Linked DNA regions of Mus musculus: regions 2 and 3 are each linked to region 1. Evidence: chromatin loops called from intact Hi-C (ENCODE). Cell type or tissue: left cerebral cortex. All regions are shown on one strand. Region 1 overlaps Ddx11 (DEAD/H box helicase 11). Region 2 has its middle 16 kb from the start of Gm41608. Region 3 has its middle 29 kb from the start of Gm20742.

Region 1 (5,000 bases):
AGGGGGCAGTGAGCCATATTCCTTCAGTGGTGTGGGGTGGCCGTCTGAATTTAGCCCCCAGTTTGCTTCCTTCTCACAGTCTGTCATGGTTCTGCAGGTGCAGCGGTACTTGGAGAAGAGCATGCTCAGCAGGAAGGTACCTTTCCCGTTGCTTAAGCAAGGAGCCAGGGAACCCCTGCTGCCTTACTCCGCTGCCCGAGGATTCTTGGCTTCTGATTGCACTGTCCATAGTGTGGAGTGATTCCTGGCTTGGGAGGAAATGGGCTGTGGGCTGGCTTGGGTGTCTGATCCAGAGTTTCTTCTCATTTTTGTCTGTTCTCTTGTCCCCGACACAGCTCTTTGGCTTCACAGAATGTTTCGGAGTGGTTCTTCCATCCCTCTCAGACTCTCAGGAAAACCGAGGTCTGGCTGGCTTCCAGCAGTTCCTGAAGAGCCTGCAGTCAGGGCCTACTGAGGGTGAGCTGGGAGGGTGAGCGATGAGAGCCAGACACAGGCCCTTTGAGCGAGCATGGACTCGATCTAAGGAAGGCCCTCTTTCCCATCCTACCGTCTTCTGCAGACTCCCCGGAGGAGGGCCAGGCTGTAGCCCTGCGGCCTGCCTCTCCACTGATGCACATCGAGGCCTTCCTGGCAGCTCTCACCACAGCCAATCAGGATGGCAGGGTTATTGTGAACCGCCAAGGTAATCCACTGCTTGTAGCCAAGGGGCCTAGCTTGAAAGGGCTCTATCATACTGCCTGATTCTGTATGTGAAGGAACCACATGCCTCCTAGGCTGGAGCCACCAATGGACCGGGAGACTGGGTTTCAGAGGTGCTGAGTTCTCTCAGGCAAGGGCCCTACAGAAGCTAGAATCTCATGGTTGTGGTTAGAATGGGGTTGGACTGTATCTTTGTTCTGTTGTCTGAGGGTTATGTGCCACTGGCCAGACTATCTTTGCACCTGAGTTTCCACATAGTCTGTGGTACCAATGGCAAGGGAAATGCTTTTCTTTTAGAGGGAGGATGGTAGCTCACTGGCCTCCACAGGTCATCTGGGTTTCTCAGGCCTAATCAGCTCTATTCCTTTGCCATTTGTCTGTCTTTCAGGCAGTGTGGGTCAGAGCAGCCTTAAATTCTTACTCTTGAACCCAGCTGTGCACTTTGCCCAGGTGGTGAAGGAATGCCGAGCAGTGGTCATTGCAGGTGGCACCATGCAGCCGGTAAGGTACCAGGGAAGGACACACATCAGTCTCTCTTCTCTGTCTTCTGGGTCCCTAAACACAAATAGGCCAGCGCATGCAGGCTCAGCAGTGCCTACCAGGGGCCACTGCCATTTCACTGCCCTTGCCTTTTAGACTGGTGGGGTGGTAGTCCTGTGGCTATTGTGTTTCTGCAGCTGCTGGAGCTGGCTTCTCTGAGAAAATGCTCTTCTGTAGTCCCAGGCAGTCATGGAGATGCTGTTCTCTCATTCCATCCCTGTACCAGCATCTCCTGGAAAGTCATTACCTGTATGGTTTTTGAAAAGTTAAGTTTTAGGGCTGGAGAGATGGCTCAGCAGTTAAGAGCACTGACTGCTATTCTGAAGGTCCTGAGTTCAAATCCCAGCAACCACATGGTGGCTCACAACCATCTGTAATGAGATCTGACACCCTCTTCTGAAGACAGCTATGGTGTAATTACATATAATAAATAAATCTTTTTTTTAAAAAAAGAAAAGTTAGTTTTAGTATATAAAAGTCAAAGACAAGCTTTAACATCAGAATTCTATGAACCAAGGGTCAATGATGGTGTACTATTGCATATTTATGTACATCGTTTTTAAAACTACACTTCTACATTATTGGTATAATTTCCTTTTTTTCTCTGTACAGATGTTTGTTTATTCTTGTGAGCAAATGTTTATTCTAGCACACTCTGTGATGCGTTTAAATGTGACCTGTGTGACATTTCACCACACACATGTCATATTCCACCAGTGTGCTGCTCACCCCAGTCCTGCTTTGTTGGATACTTACACTCTTTTCCCATTGTCTCTAGTTTTCTCAATTCTGTGATCAAAGGTTGTTTCCTTGTTTCATCTTGAGAGCATTTTATGGTCTAGACTGTTGGGCTCCTAAGCATGGATTCCAGCCTTGGCCACCTGCTAGAACGGATACTAGAATTTTTTTTTTTTTTTGACTTTTCTGTTGTGTTCTCTGTATTACAGTGGATGGACCTGAGAACCATGTATGTGCCAGGCAAACATTTGACTGTCAAGGCACATTCCAAGCCCATGTAGATATTTGTTTAGTTTTTGATTTGGATTTGTGTGTATTCATTTGGTGTTAACATGGTGCATGACCATTATTGTTCTGTTTGTTGCTTTGTTTGTTTTTGAAATGGGAGTCTCACTACTATGTAGTCTTTGTGTATGTGTGTGTGTTTGTTTTGAGACAGTCTCTTTACAAGGTCCTTGCTGTCCTAGAATTTGCCCTCAAACTCACAAGAGAATCGTCTGCCTCTGCCTCTCAAGTGCTGAGATTAAAGGTATAAACACCAGCATGCCCAGCTCTTACTATGTAGTTGTAATGAGTGGCCTTGCCTGGCTTTACAGACTCTTTTTAGTCACCGTGTGGCTGCTAGGAGCCAAACCCAGGTCCTCTGCAGAAGCCATGAAGGTTCTTAACCATGGAGCCATCTGTCCAGGCCTCAAGTTTTTTTATTAAAGATTTTGTCTATGTATAAATGTTGAGTGTATCCTAGTATTTCACCCTCCTCCCTATTTCCTTCCTTTTCCTCCCGTTGTTCCCTTAGACAACAGCACGTCGACTGTGCCATCTGTGTGTGACGATGCCATGTATAGAATCTAGGACTGCAGCTAGCTTAATTCACATAATGTGATCTTCCTCATTTGCCTCCTTCCCTCTCTCTCCTGAGACAGGCTTCTCTGTGTAGCCCTGCCTGTCCTGGAACTTGCTCTGTAGAACAGGCTGGCCTTGTACTCAAGACATCCGTTTGTCTCTGCCTCCCAAGTGGTGGGATTAAAGGCATGTGCCATCACTGCCCAGTAAAACAAAACATGTCTTGTATACCACATTTTATTTATTTTTTTTTTGTCCAAGCCTCTGTTGATGGATATCTTGTTTATTTTACTAATTGGGTTGGTGTTCAATACAGCGGTGAGCCCTGATGTGGAATACTTCTGTGATTATGTTGGAGGCCTTTGGCTCAGTATTCTGGAGTAGTAGAGCTGGTGTTAGGTCTCAGAATCCCGAGACAAATGGTTAAATGGCTGTTAACACATCAAAGTGCTAGCTCTTGAATCCTTTAGTACCTGTGATTCCTCCCAGTACTCCACCCTGCCACTACCCTCAAACTCTTCCTTCTAGCAGCTAGGCTTCCTTTTCCCTTCTCCCCAGCTTGAATCCTGTATAACTCACTCGTCTTAGCCCCCGCTCCTCTCCTGCTCTCCGTCCAGTCTCCCCTCTCACAGTCCGCTTTAGTCAGCTGGCCATGTTCAGCCTGGACTCTTCCCTCAGCCTGCTTTCTCCCTTATATCTACAGCAAGAATCCTTGCCATGCCCTCCTCCTTTTATTTCATTTTCTTATTCAGCTGCACATATGGAAGATGCATTTTCAGTGTGTTTTGTTTTGGGAAGGCTGCATACTGACTTCCACGGTGGCTAGACCAGCTCACATTCCCATCAGCCATGTCTCAGGCCTGTTGTCCACATCCTTGCCAGAATTCTTTGTTCTCTTTTCTTGCCATTTAAACTCTATTCCTATTGTTTGAGACATTGATCTGATGTGTTTTGAACAAACTCACCTCTCCCTCAGCTCCTCTCTCCATCAGCCCATTCTGTGTTGCCCAGTCAGTCTCTAGTGAGTTCTTTCTGTGTTTATGTGATCAACTTACTAGAGGCTCACATCATTAAAGAAGACTGGCTTTCCCCCTTGCAGCAGTTGTCAGGGTCTAGTAGTTCCTCAGTTAGTGATGGGACTTTGTCCCCACCATCCCACCTCCATGCTGGAGTTCTGACTGCCTTGAGTTTGCTCTGGATTTCATCTGTCACAGTCACCTGCCCTGATGTGTCCTGAAACATTTCCCTTGATGTTATCTTCCACCTGTGGCTCTCATAATCCATGTTCCCCTCTTCCTGAAGATTTCTAAGCCTTGACTGTCATTCTGTTGGGATAAGGCAGGAGTCTGAACGTAGCTTTGGTTTTCATTTCTCCGGTGGCTGGTAAGAGGGAGCATTTCTTCATATGTTTATTGGCCATTTTTTTTCCTGTGTTGAGGGCTGTTCGTTTTGTTACTCTGTTTCCTGACTGCATTGTTTGATTTGTTTGATTTGTCCAGTTCTTTGTGTATTGTAGGTAGTGTTCCTCCCTCTTCTTGATTTGAACATGTAGAAAGACCTGACACTTCCGTCACTGCTCTTCTCTAAGTTTTCTGTCCACACTGGATACCGGTTGTTTTCTTTTAGCTTGGGTCATTAGCCGGCTGTTCCTTTTTGTTGACTGGGTTTGCCTCTTATCCCAGACTTCTCTTACATTCACTACAAGAGCACACAACCCCAGGCTCTGAGGTCACAAGGCCCTGATGTTATTGCTGCAGATGTCTGACTTTCGGGAGCAGCTGCTGGCATGTTCTGGAGTAGAAGCGGGGCGAGTGGTGGAGTTTTCCTGTGGTAAGCCAACTGTGTGGTGGGTAGATGGGGCAAAGGTAGAGGACACCACTTCATTGGTACCTTAGTGGGCTTGCTCCAGCACACTTCCCTAGACTCAGGTCCTGAGCTCTGCTCACCATATTGTTTACACTAGTTGTGTCAGTGCAGTGAAGAGCTAAGTGCATTTAAAATTGTTGCTCCTAGTTGGAGAAATGATTTGAGAAACTGCCCTACCTGCACCCTAGTTTTCAGCCTTCCTTTGATATCGCCAGGTCACGTGATCCCTCCAGACAACATCTTGCCCCTTATTATATGCAGTGGGCCCTCTAACCAGCAGCTGGAATTCACCTACCAGAGAAGAGAGCTGCCTC
Region 2 (5,000 bases), 340 kb after region 1:
CCTGCTTCCTGTTCGCTCCTCACCCCAACTTGGGGCCTCTCCTAGCACATTTTCTGCCTAACTCCAAGTCCTCAGAAGAGAAACTGGGACAGATTTAGACTCCCTTCCTTGCTCTCTGAGAACACTATGCTGCTAGCTGGGGTCAGTGGGACCCTAACTCTACCCTGAGCCCCAGCCAGGCTCTGAGTTTTCCACTCTCAGAAACACATTGTATGTGTACATGCAATGCATATGTGTGTGTATGTATAATATATCTCCCGTGTATACAATCCATTCTGTTGTTAGAAATAGCCTCTGAACCAGCCCCCGTTTGGCTCACAGAGCTTTTTTTTTTACCCATAGCACTCCTGTCTCTGTCATTCTTCTCCTCCATTGCTCCTGAGACCTATCTGCTATGGCTCACAGTCACATCCAAGTATGATCTATACATTTACAAAGTGGGACTGGGAGATAGCTCAGAGAGGTTAAATGCTTGCCATGCATTCAAGGGGATTGAGATGCCCTCCCTCCCCCCAGTACCCATGTTTGAGGAGCATGGTGGCTGGTCTGTAACTCCAGCCCAGACAGAAGAGTCAGGGTGCTTCACTAAGGGAGATTAGCACTATAGGCGAGCTCTGGGTGTGACCAAGAGACCCAACCTCATTGAATAAGGTAGAAAATTAGGGATGTCTCCCATGTCAACCTGCGTCTTCGCAAGCATTCATACATTCACATGCATGTGCACCCCCATGATCTCATGAACAAGTATGTGCACCCCCCATGACCACATGAACAAGCATGTACACACCCCATGACCACATGAACAAGCACATGCACCCCCCCCCATGACCACATGAACAAGCATGTGCACACCTCATGACCACATGAACAAGCATGTGCACCCCCCATGGCCACATGAACAAGCACATGCACCCCCCATGACCACATGAACAAGCATGTACACACCCCATGACCACATGAACAAGCACATGCACCCCCCATGACCACATGAACAAGCATGTGCACACCCATGACCATATGAACATGCATGTGCATACCCCATAACTATATGAACATGCATGTGCACACCCCCATGACCATATGAACATGCGTGTGCACACCCCATGACTTCATGTATGCACATATAACTCTCTCTCTCTCACACACACAAATGGAAAAGAATGAGAGGAAAAGCAAGTGCCACGTTGATTTAGTAATAACAGTCTGACCTGGGACTCAGACACAGGCTTCCTGTTCTTGGGAGGCTGGGACAAGCTGAGGTAAGTTTGAGGCCCTTCTGAGCTGCATACAGCTAGACCCTACATCAAAACAGACAGACAGACAAACACACACACCCTAAAACCAAACAAAAACAGTTGTCTTCCTTAAATAGTACTTAGGAAAAACATAAACAAAACAATAAAAAACATTTTACTTGGGTTGGAGAGATGGCTCAGTGGTTAAGAGCACTGACTGCCCTTCCAGAGGTCCCTAGTTCAATTCCCGCAACCACATGGTGATTCACAACCATATATAATGGGATCTGATGCCCTCTTCTGGTGTGTCTGAAGACAGTGACAATGTACCCGCATACATAAGATAGATAAATAAATCTTAAAAAAAAATTGTTTTACTCAAAGAATTACCTTTAAGATTGTTATCATACGTTGTATATCTGCATACCATACCCTGTATACTTCTAGATATTTTGTTTATTTGTCCAGAGACAGGGTTTCTCTGTGCAGCCTTGGCTGTCCTGGAACACACTCTGTGAGCCAGGCTGGCCTCAGACTCAGAGATACGTCTGCATCTGCCTCCCAAGTGCTAGAATTAAAGGCGTGCGCCATCACTGCGTGGCTTAGAATGTCTTTATGTCTAAAATCTTCAGTCCTGTATTTAGGAAATTGTCTCTATGTTCAAATGGAATTTATTAGATAAAACTATTGCAAAGATCTAGAGTCTAACAAAAACACGTTACCCTTATCGATCATATGTGATACTCCATCTATAAGTTTTAATTATGCATTCACTTTACATACAGTGTAACATGGTCAAGATTGTATTTGGAAATGAGTTTACAGAACCATGCTTGCGATACAATCACTGATGCTCTGCCTCCACCTAGTGGTACCTTTGCATTACTGCAGCAGCAAAACCAAGTCCAGGGGATGAGATGAAGGAAGCCTTCACCTGAGGCACAGAAAAGACACACACAAATTCAGGCTTAAGGTGCATCCGATACCACCCCTTGTCCTGGGTAATACCAGATTCTAGAAAAGCTTGGTTATGTCACGTCAGGTGAAGGCTGGACACCAGAGCACAGCAAAGAACGCCAGGGAGCCTGATCAGGGGCTTTGCTGCTCTCTGCCTAGGGATGAAGCCGGGAAAGGGTTTTGCACTGTGTGGATTTGTGATAAAGCTGAACATCAGATTTGAAGCTTGTGCTCACACTGCAACAGCCTGGCGTGTGGGCAAGCCGTGAGGATGATTAAGAACAATCCGTATGTTTAAAAGGCACCAGGCAGACGGTAGGACGGGCTCATGTCTGCTGGAAGATTCTAAAGCCAATGGAGATGATCAAATGTGAGATGACGCCAGGTCTTGATATTCAGGGTTCTCATATTGGCTTTTGTAAAACAGGTTAATGCAAGGGGAAAGGATATCAAGGAGACCAATACTCAAAAGCAAACTGGGACTTCTTTCCTTCTTTCTTTCTTTCTTTCTTTCTTTCTTTCTTTCTTTCTTTCTTTCTTTCTTTCTTTCTTTTTTTTTTCTTTGAGACAGGGTTTCTCTGTATAGCCCTGGCTCTCCTGGAACTCACTTTGTAGACCAGGCTGGCCTCAAACTCAGAAATCCACCTGCCTCTGCCTCCCAAGTGCTGAGACTAAAGGCGTGCGCCACCATGCATTGTCCTTTAATTCTATAATCTACCCCAGGAGGAATTTTTTTCTAAGATTTATTATTATATCTAAGTACATTGTAGCTGTCTTCAGACACCTAGAAGAGGGCATCAGATCTCATTATGCATGGTTGTGAGTCACCATGTGGTTGCTGGGATTTGAACTCAGGACCTTCAGAAGAGCAGTCAGTGCTCTTAACCACTGAGCCATCTCCCCAGCCCCCAGGAGAGGAGTTTTAGCTTTAGATGTCATATTTATGGTTTAGAATCTATGTTGGGTTTAGTTTCTCTTGAGTTAATTTTTTAAAAAAGATTTACTTACTTATTTCATATATGTGAGTACACTGTCACTGTCTCAGACACACCAGAAGAAAGCATCAGATCCCATTACAGATGGTTGTGAGCCACCATGTGGTTGCTGGGAACTGAACTCAGGACCTCTGGAAGAGCAGTCACTGCTCTTAACCGCTGAGCCATCTCTCCAGCCCTCTTGAGTTAATTTTTTGTTTTTGTTTTATTTTTTTTTTCGAGACAGGGTTTCTCTGTGTAGCCCTGGCTGTCCTGGAACTCACTCTGTAGACTAGGCTGGCCTCGAACTCAGAAATCTGCCTGCCTCTGCCTCCCGAGTGCTGGGATTAAAGGCGTGCGCCACCACGCCTGGCTGAAATAGGCGTTTTAATGCTTAGTTGTTGAACTGTGTTTGGGCTTGCACCAACTCTTCTCCCCCCCCCCCCCCCCGCCCCAAGACTGAGTTTCTCTGTGTAGCCCTGGCTGTCCTGGGCCTCAACTCTAGACCAGGTTGACTTCGAACTCAGAGATCCACCTGTCTCTGCCTCCCAAATGTTGGGGTTAAAAGCATGTGTTACCAGCACCTGCTGCACCAAGGTTTAAAGAAACAAAACTTGCAAGGTTTTGGAAATGTGCCTTGCCCACAGAGACTTTTGTTTTTATTATTTTTATTATTTTATTATTTTTATTAGGTGTATGACCTGTGCTCCTGGGTGCGTGTGAAGGTCGAAGGACAGCGTTCTGCTGTGGGTTCTCTCTCTCCCACCTTGGTGTGTGCTTTGGGGTTGTGAGCCACCATGTTGCTGGGAATTGAACTCAGGACCTCTGGAAGAGCAGTCACTGCTCTTAACCACTGAGCTATCTCTCCAGCCCTCTTGAGTTAATTTTTTTGTTTTTGTTTCTGTTTTGTTTTGTTTTGTTTTTACCAGCTGAAATACCTCTCTGAATATTGGGTTTTGTTTTTAAATTTTATTTCTCAGGGCTAGAGGGATGGCTCAGTGGTTAAGAGCACTGGATATTTTTTTTTTCTAGAGGACATAGGTTCAATTCCAGCACCCCCACAGCAGCTCACAACTGTCTGTAACTCCAGGTCTATGGGATCCCCATCTTTTAAGCCTCAGAGAGCAGATAACACATGCTGGCAAAGTACACAAAACAAAGATTGTTCTTATTGATGTGTTTGCCTGTGTGAATTATGTGTACCATTGTGTATGTGTACCATATGTATGTACCTGTGTGAACCATATCAATACAGAGATCCCTTCAGAGATCAGAAAACCTAGGAGACCCTGGAATTGGGGATTACAGGCAGCTGTGGACTGTGAGGTGACAGGAACCAAATTCAGGTCCTTTGCAAGAGCAGTAAGCACTCCTTCTTCTTCTTCTTCTTCTTCTTCTTCTTCTTCTTCTTCTTCTTCTTCTTCTTCTTCTTCTTCTTCTTCTTCTTCTTCCTCTTCCTCTTCCTCTTCCTCTTCTTCTTCTTCTTCTTCTTCTTCCTCTTCCTCTTCCTCTTCTTCTTCCTCCTCTTCTTCTTCCTCTTCTTCCTCCTCTTCTTCCTCCTCTTCTTCCTCCTCTTCTTCCTCCTCTTCTTCCTCCTCTTCTTCCTCCTCTTCTTCTTCCTCTTCTTCTTCCTCTTCTTCTTCTTCTTCTTCCTCTTCCTCTTCCTCCTCCTCCTCCTCCTCCTCCTCCTCTTCCTCCTCCTCCTCCTCCTCTTCTTCTTCTTCTTCTTTTTTGGTTTTCTGAGACAGGGTTTCTCTGTGTAGCCCTGGCTGTCCTGGAACTCACTCTGTAGACCAGGCTGGCCTCTCAAACTCAGAAATCCACCTGCCTCTGC
Region 3 (5,000 bases), 76 kb after region 1:
CTGTTCTTGGAGATGGTCTGAATTTGGTTCCAGCACTCAAGTCCAGGGACTCACAATGGCCTGTAACTCTAGTTCCACGTTGACCTAGGGCCATCTATGGGTCGTTATAGGCACCTGCACACATATATGTGTGCCCTCACACAGAGACACCCACATATACAGAGTTAAAAGTAACCCTTTTCAAAAGGAAAATAAATCTGAAATGGAAATTTTCAGAAATAAACACTGTACATATTTTAAATTTTAGGTCAATCTGAGTGGCATGGCGAGAACTCAGGCTATCCCATGAGATTCCTCGGAGAAAACTATGGGCTACTCTTTTTATCCACTTAGCAAACTTTTGTCCATGCCGAAGGAATATATTTAATCAAAATGGAAGAAGATAACCCACAAATTAATCTGGCATTTGAGTTTATCCTTAATAAGATCATATGGGTGTGCTGGCAAGGCAGTGCATTGGTTATGTGCCCTGGCTGCTCTTGCAGAGGGCCAGCACCTATGCTGTGGCTAATGATCACTTGACAGTCCGGCTCCAGCGGATCAACACATTCTTCTAGTTCCTCACTGCAGTGGTGTATAGTCATACAAGCAGACAAAACACTCATACATGCAAAATGAAAAAAAAATTTTTTTTTAAAAAAAGAAATCACATGCGTGCCTCACAGGGCAGCTGTCAGGACACACTGACTGAGGGGGACAGCTTAGGAGGGGACATGTTAGCCCTCTGGCCTTTTCTGAGGACTCCCGACCTTCTGGGCTCCACTTCTTGTCCCCATTCACTCTCCCCTGCAGACAAATGTAAAGGAAGAACATCCAGTGCTTGAGGAGCCTGCTGAGGGCCCCGCCTCCTCTTCTGAGCTGCACATATTGGCCCCGCCTCCTCTTCTGAGCTGCACATATTGGCCCCGCCTCCTCTTCTGAGCTGCACTTATTGGGCACTTTTCACACCCCAGCAGCATCAGAGAAGGAACCTGAACTAACAGGCAGAAAGCTGCCTTTCCCTGGCCCTGCAATTCCTTAAAGGTAACTCCGTAAACACTCTGTGTTAGAACCCTCACCTACCTGTGACGGCCTCTGCAAATGACGGATTTTGTTGTCACCTGCTTTACACAGACATCAGAAATGAAAAGTGAAGAAGTGCAAGGAAAAAAAAAAAAAAAAAAACCTAACCAGTGTGCTACCCGGCCACAGCTCATCGCTTGACTGTGAGCCACGTGCTGTCTCGAGAATGTGGAGTGCTGCTTTGCAGACAGCAGAAGTGCTTTCACGCGCTTTCACGGTCGGAATAACAAATAGCTTGGTGTTCCTTCCAGTTTTAGAAGGATAGTTAATTATTATGTAGAGACACGTTTTTTTTTTTTTTTTTTTTTTAAAAAAAGGACTCAAATCTACAACTATTGTCTCTAAACCCAACATTAAGTCCTGAGCAAAAAAAAAAAAAAAAAAAAAAAAAAAAAAAAGCATTTGACTGTCTGGGACTCAACTCTCCTGTTAGCGGTGACTCTGTGGATGTGCCAAGCCTGCGCTTCCCCAATCTATAGCAGAACACTTTTGGTTTCATGTTTGTCAAACTAATAATGTGTTTGCAAAATTCATGTGATGTAGAAATATCAGCAGGAAATAAAAACAGGACCAAGGGCCTCTCCTCCCATTGATACCAGACAAGGTCATCCTCTGCAACATATGCGGCTGGAGCCATGAATCCCACCATGTGTACTCTTTGGTTGGTGGTTTAGTTCCTGGGAGTTTCTGGGGGGGTGGGATATTCTGTTTGGTTAATATTGTTCTTCCTATGAGGTGGCAAACCCCTTCAGCTCCTTCAGTTCTTCTCCTAACTCTTCCACTAGGGTCCCCTGGCTCAGTCCAGTGGTTGGCTGTGAGTATCTGCATCTGTATTGGTCAGGTGCTGGCAAAGCCTCTCAGGGGACAGCCATACCAGATCTCTGTCGGCAAGCACTTCTTGGCATCGGCAATAGTGTCTGCGGGTGGGCTGGATGCCTAGGTGGGGCAGTCTCTGGATGGCCTTTTCTTTCCTTCAGTCTCTGCTTCATTTTTGTTGTTGTTGTTTCTGCATTTCGTTTAGACGGGAGCAATTCTGGGTTAACGTTTTTGAGATGGGTGGGTGGCCCCATCCGTCAACAGGGGGCCATGTCTATCTACTGGAGATGGTCTCTACAGGTTCTCTCTCCCCTTTGTTGGGTATTTCAGCTAATGTCATTCCTGTTGGGTCCTGGGAACCTCTTGCTTCCCTGGCATCTGGGACTTTGTAGTGGCTCTCCCCAGTTCCCAATCCCTCACTGCTACATATTTCTGTTCAATTTCCTCACCCTCTGTACTTCTTTCCTGTCTCTTCCCGTACCTGATCCTACTGCCCCTCCCGTTTTCCTTCCCCTTCTCTCACTCACATCTCTTCTGTCCCTGGGCAGCCAGCTCCACGTTGTTCTCACTCCTGCCCTAGGCTGCCATCTAGCGGATGTTTGTCGACTGTTTCTTGGTGAATCCTCATGTCTCTGATATGGTGGCATAAACTCATGAGCGGTGTTGTGTCTGTCATTGGAGACACAGAGGCCGTTTTCATGATGTCTCCCCTACCATTGTGAATGCGTTCAGTGAAGCAAGCCCAGGTCTCCATCCTATTTGCTCAGCCTGGCAGGGAACATAAGCAGAGCTTGTAGACAGCATGTCTTCCTGGCAATCATTTACAGTTCATAAGGATGGTAATTCTCCACTGATTAGCCACCTATAGTTAATTAATTCTCTTTTCGGGGCTGAAGAGATGGCTCAGCGGTTAAGAGCACTGACTGCTCTTCCAGAGGTCCTGAGTTCAATTCCTAGCAAACACATGATGGTTCACAACCATCTGTAATGAGATGTTTGCCTGTGAGTACCTGCATCTGTATTGATCAGGTGCTGGCATCAGCAATAGTGTCTGGGCATCGATAATGCCCTCTCCTGGTGTGTGTGTGAAGACAGCTACAGTGTACTTACATATAATAATAAATAAATCTTTGGGCTGGAGTGAGTGGGGCCAGAGTGAGCAGAGGTCCTGAGTTCAATTCTCAGCAACCACATGATGGCTCACAACCATTTTTACAGCTACTGATACATAAAATAAATCAATAAATCTTTTTTAAAAAAGAAGTCTCTTTTCTCCCTCTTTCCTTCTGTCTTTCCTACCGCCTCCACAAGTCTTTAATATAATCTTTGGATCCTCTCTTGCGGATTTTAAGGCAAAACCCACCCACATTCAGTCCCTGACTGTACAAGGGATATGATGGTAGATTCTGAAATCAATGGGTTGTGAGAAGCATCCAGGACAGACAGATGAGAGGGAAAGAAGTGATCTATTTTAATGCCCTACCTCCACTCTGCTTTCGATTGCATGATCCCAACTACATGATATTGGACACAGTCAAACCCAGAGAAGCAGAGAAAGAATAAGGCCAGAGCCCGTGGGAAGGGAGGGGAAGATAGGGACCTCGGTGACTATAAAGGCCCAGTTAGGTGAGTGTCGTAGTCAGGGTTACTATCTCTGTGATGAAACACCATGGCCAAAAGCAGCTTGGGGAGGGAAGGGTTATCACTGTTCAGCGTTGAAGCATCAGGACTGCTCAGCCCAGAGGTAGCACCACCAACCACCATGAATTGGGCCCTCCCAATCAATCATTCATTAAGAAAATGCCCTATATTCTTGCATACGGCCTGATCTGATGGAGGCATTTTATCAACTGAGGGTCCCTCCTCTCCAACGGCTCGAAGATTAAGATTAAGATTATCATCTTATGTCACAGCATCTCATATGTGGGTGTGCTCAGAGCTCCTGGGCCATCCCTGCAGAGACCCAGAGATGGCTCTGCCACAGAACCCAGAGCTCCTTAGTTATTATGCTTGGCAGTACCAGTGCCTGTGTGGGCATGAGTGTCTTCCTGTGGGTCTCAAAGTATGTTACAGGACTTTCCTGAAAAACCAACGTCATCTTCCGGTGTTTGTTTGAAGTGAGTTTATCTCAGTTTATTCTTTTCCTACAGAAAACAAGTATGTACAGGCCTTTCGTGCCTCCTTTTGGATGAAGGCTCGTCTTCCTCAGGGTTCACCATACCACAGGGCTAGGGATATAACTCCACTGTAGACTACTTTCCTGGTATGCATGAAACCCAGGGTTCTATCCTCAGTAGTAAAATAAAGACCTACAGGGATGAGCAAAATGACATCTGTGGAACCACCGAGTCTCTAAGGTCATGGCTGAAGATAAATTCCCAGGCTCAAACTGGTTTTGAAAGGCTGGGGCCCATAAACTGAGGTCACCGTTGCAGGAAGCCAGCGTTCTGAGCGTTGCAGAACACATCAGACCTTGTCACCGGCTCACCCCCCCATCCAAAACCCACCAGTTACAGAAAGAGATGGCAGACATTTTATTTAAGGGAAACAGCCAACTTCCCCTCTGTGTTCCTAACGAGCTTCCCTTCTCCCTTCCCTATCCTTAGCTACAAAGATCCCAGCTTGAGATAGATAAATTGCATTCTCTTGAAGCCTGGCCACTGAGTGACTGGGTCCTGGGCCCCGATTATGGAGGGCCAGAATTCGAGGCACCATCTCTCTGGCATTAAGTAAAGCCTGCTCTAGCAGTTGGAAGTCATCTGAATTTTTATCTCTTATTTCCTCCTACAAACTTAATTCTTCCCTGTCTTGCCGTTTCTATGTGAGTATGTGCGCCATGCAGCCTCGGTGTCAACACTTGGCACTGAGCGCGCTGTGGCGCCACAGAAACACCACAGCGCTGCTTCGCTCCCGTTGCCCATTATGCGCTGCAGGATTTTTTTAAACCGTACTCACAAAAAGTTGTCTGTTCTTATTCAGAATTGATGGTTGAGTCCAGGGGGAAAACAAAGACCCCTGATATTTTCTTATTTATCATCACAAAAGGATCAAAGGGACAAAGGCCACGTGGGAAGGGAAGGAGACAGAAGGAAAGTGGACGGGAGGGACTCAAATGACAATCA

Evidence for each region. Hi-C counts contacts between places; a loop is a spot of excess contacts. Peaks named below come from ENCODE experiments on the same cell type or tissue, not always from the same donor. Only the 100,000 strongest peaks of a DNase experiment are listed, where the experiment ranks them.
Region 2: a loop joins it to region 1, with 2.5 times the contacts of the local background. A loop is called at or near these places in 19 of 42 quality-filtered maps.
Region 3: it touches region 1 in a loop (3-fold over the local background); 24 of 42 quality-filtered maps call a loop at or near these places.

What each region holds. Positions count from the first base shown.
Region 1 is chr17:66,143,091-66,148,090 of GRCm38, forward strand. Ddx11 (DEAD/H box helicase 11) reads left to right here. Exons shown (of 27, transcript NM_001348292.1): 15 at 98-136; 16 at 336-456; 17 at 560-682; 18 at 1,088-1,200; 19 at 4,578-4,650; 20 at 4,902-5,000. Among named protein-coding and RNA genes, the nearest start is that of Ddx11, 22 kb to the left of the region's middle. In left cerebral cortex, no CTCF peak of the experiment used is centred here; a DNase peak (open chromatin) is centred at 2,822.
Region 2 is chr17:66,488,058-66,493,057 of GRCm38, forward strand. No RefSeq gene overlaps it. Among named protein-coding and RNA genes, the nearest start is that of Gm41608, 16 kb to the right of the region's middle. In left cerebral cortex, a CTCF peak has its summit at 2,114 (motif pointing left); DNase peaks (open chromatin) are centred at 2,140 and 2,426.
Region 3 is chr17:66,218,993-66,223,992 of GRCm38, forward strand. No RefSeq gene overlaps it. Among named protein-coding and RNA genes, the nearest start is that of Gm20742, 29 kb to the left of the region's middle. In left cerebral cortex, a CTCF peak has its summit at 2,471 (motif pointing left); a DNase peak (open chromatin) is centred at 2,466.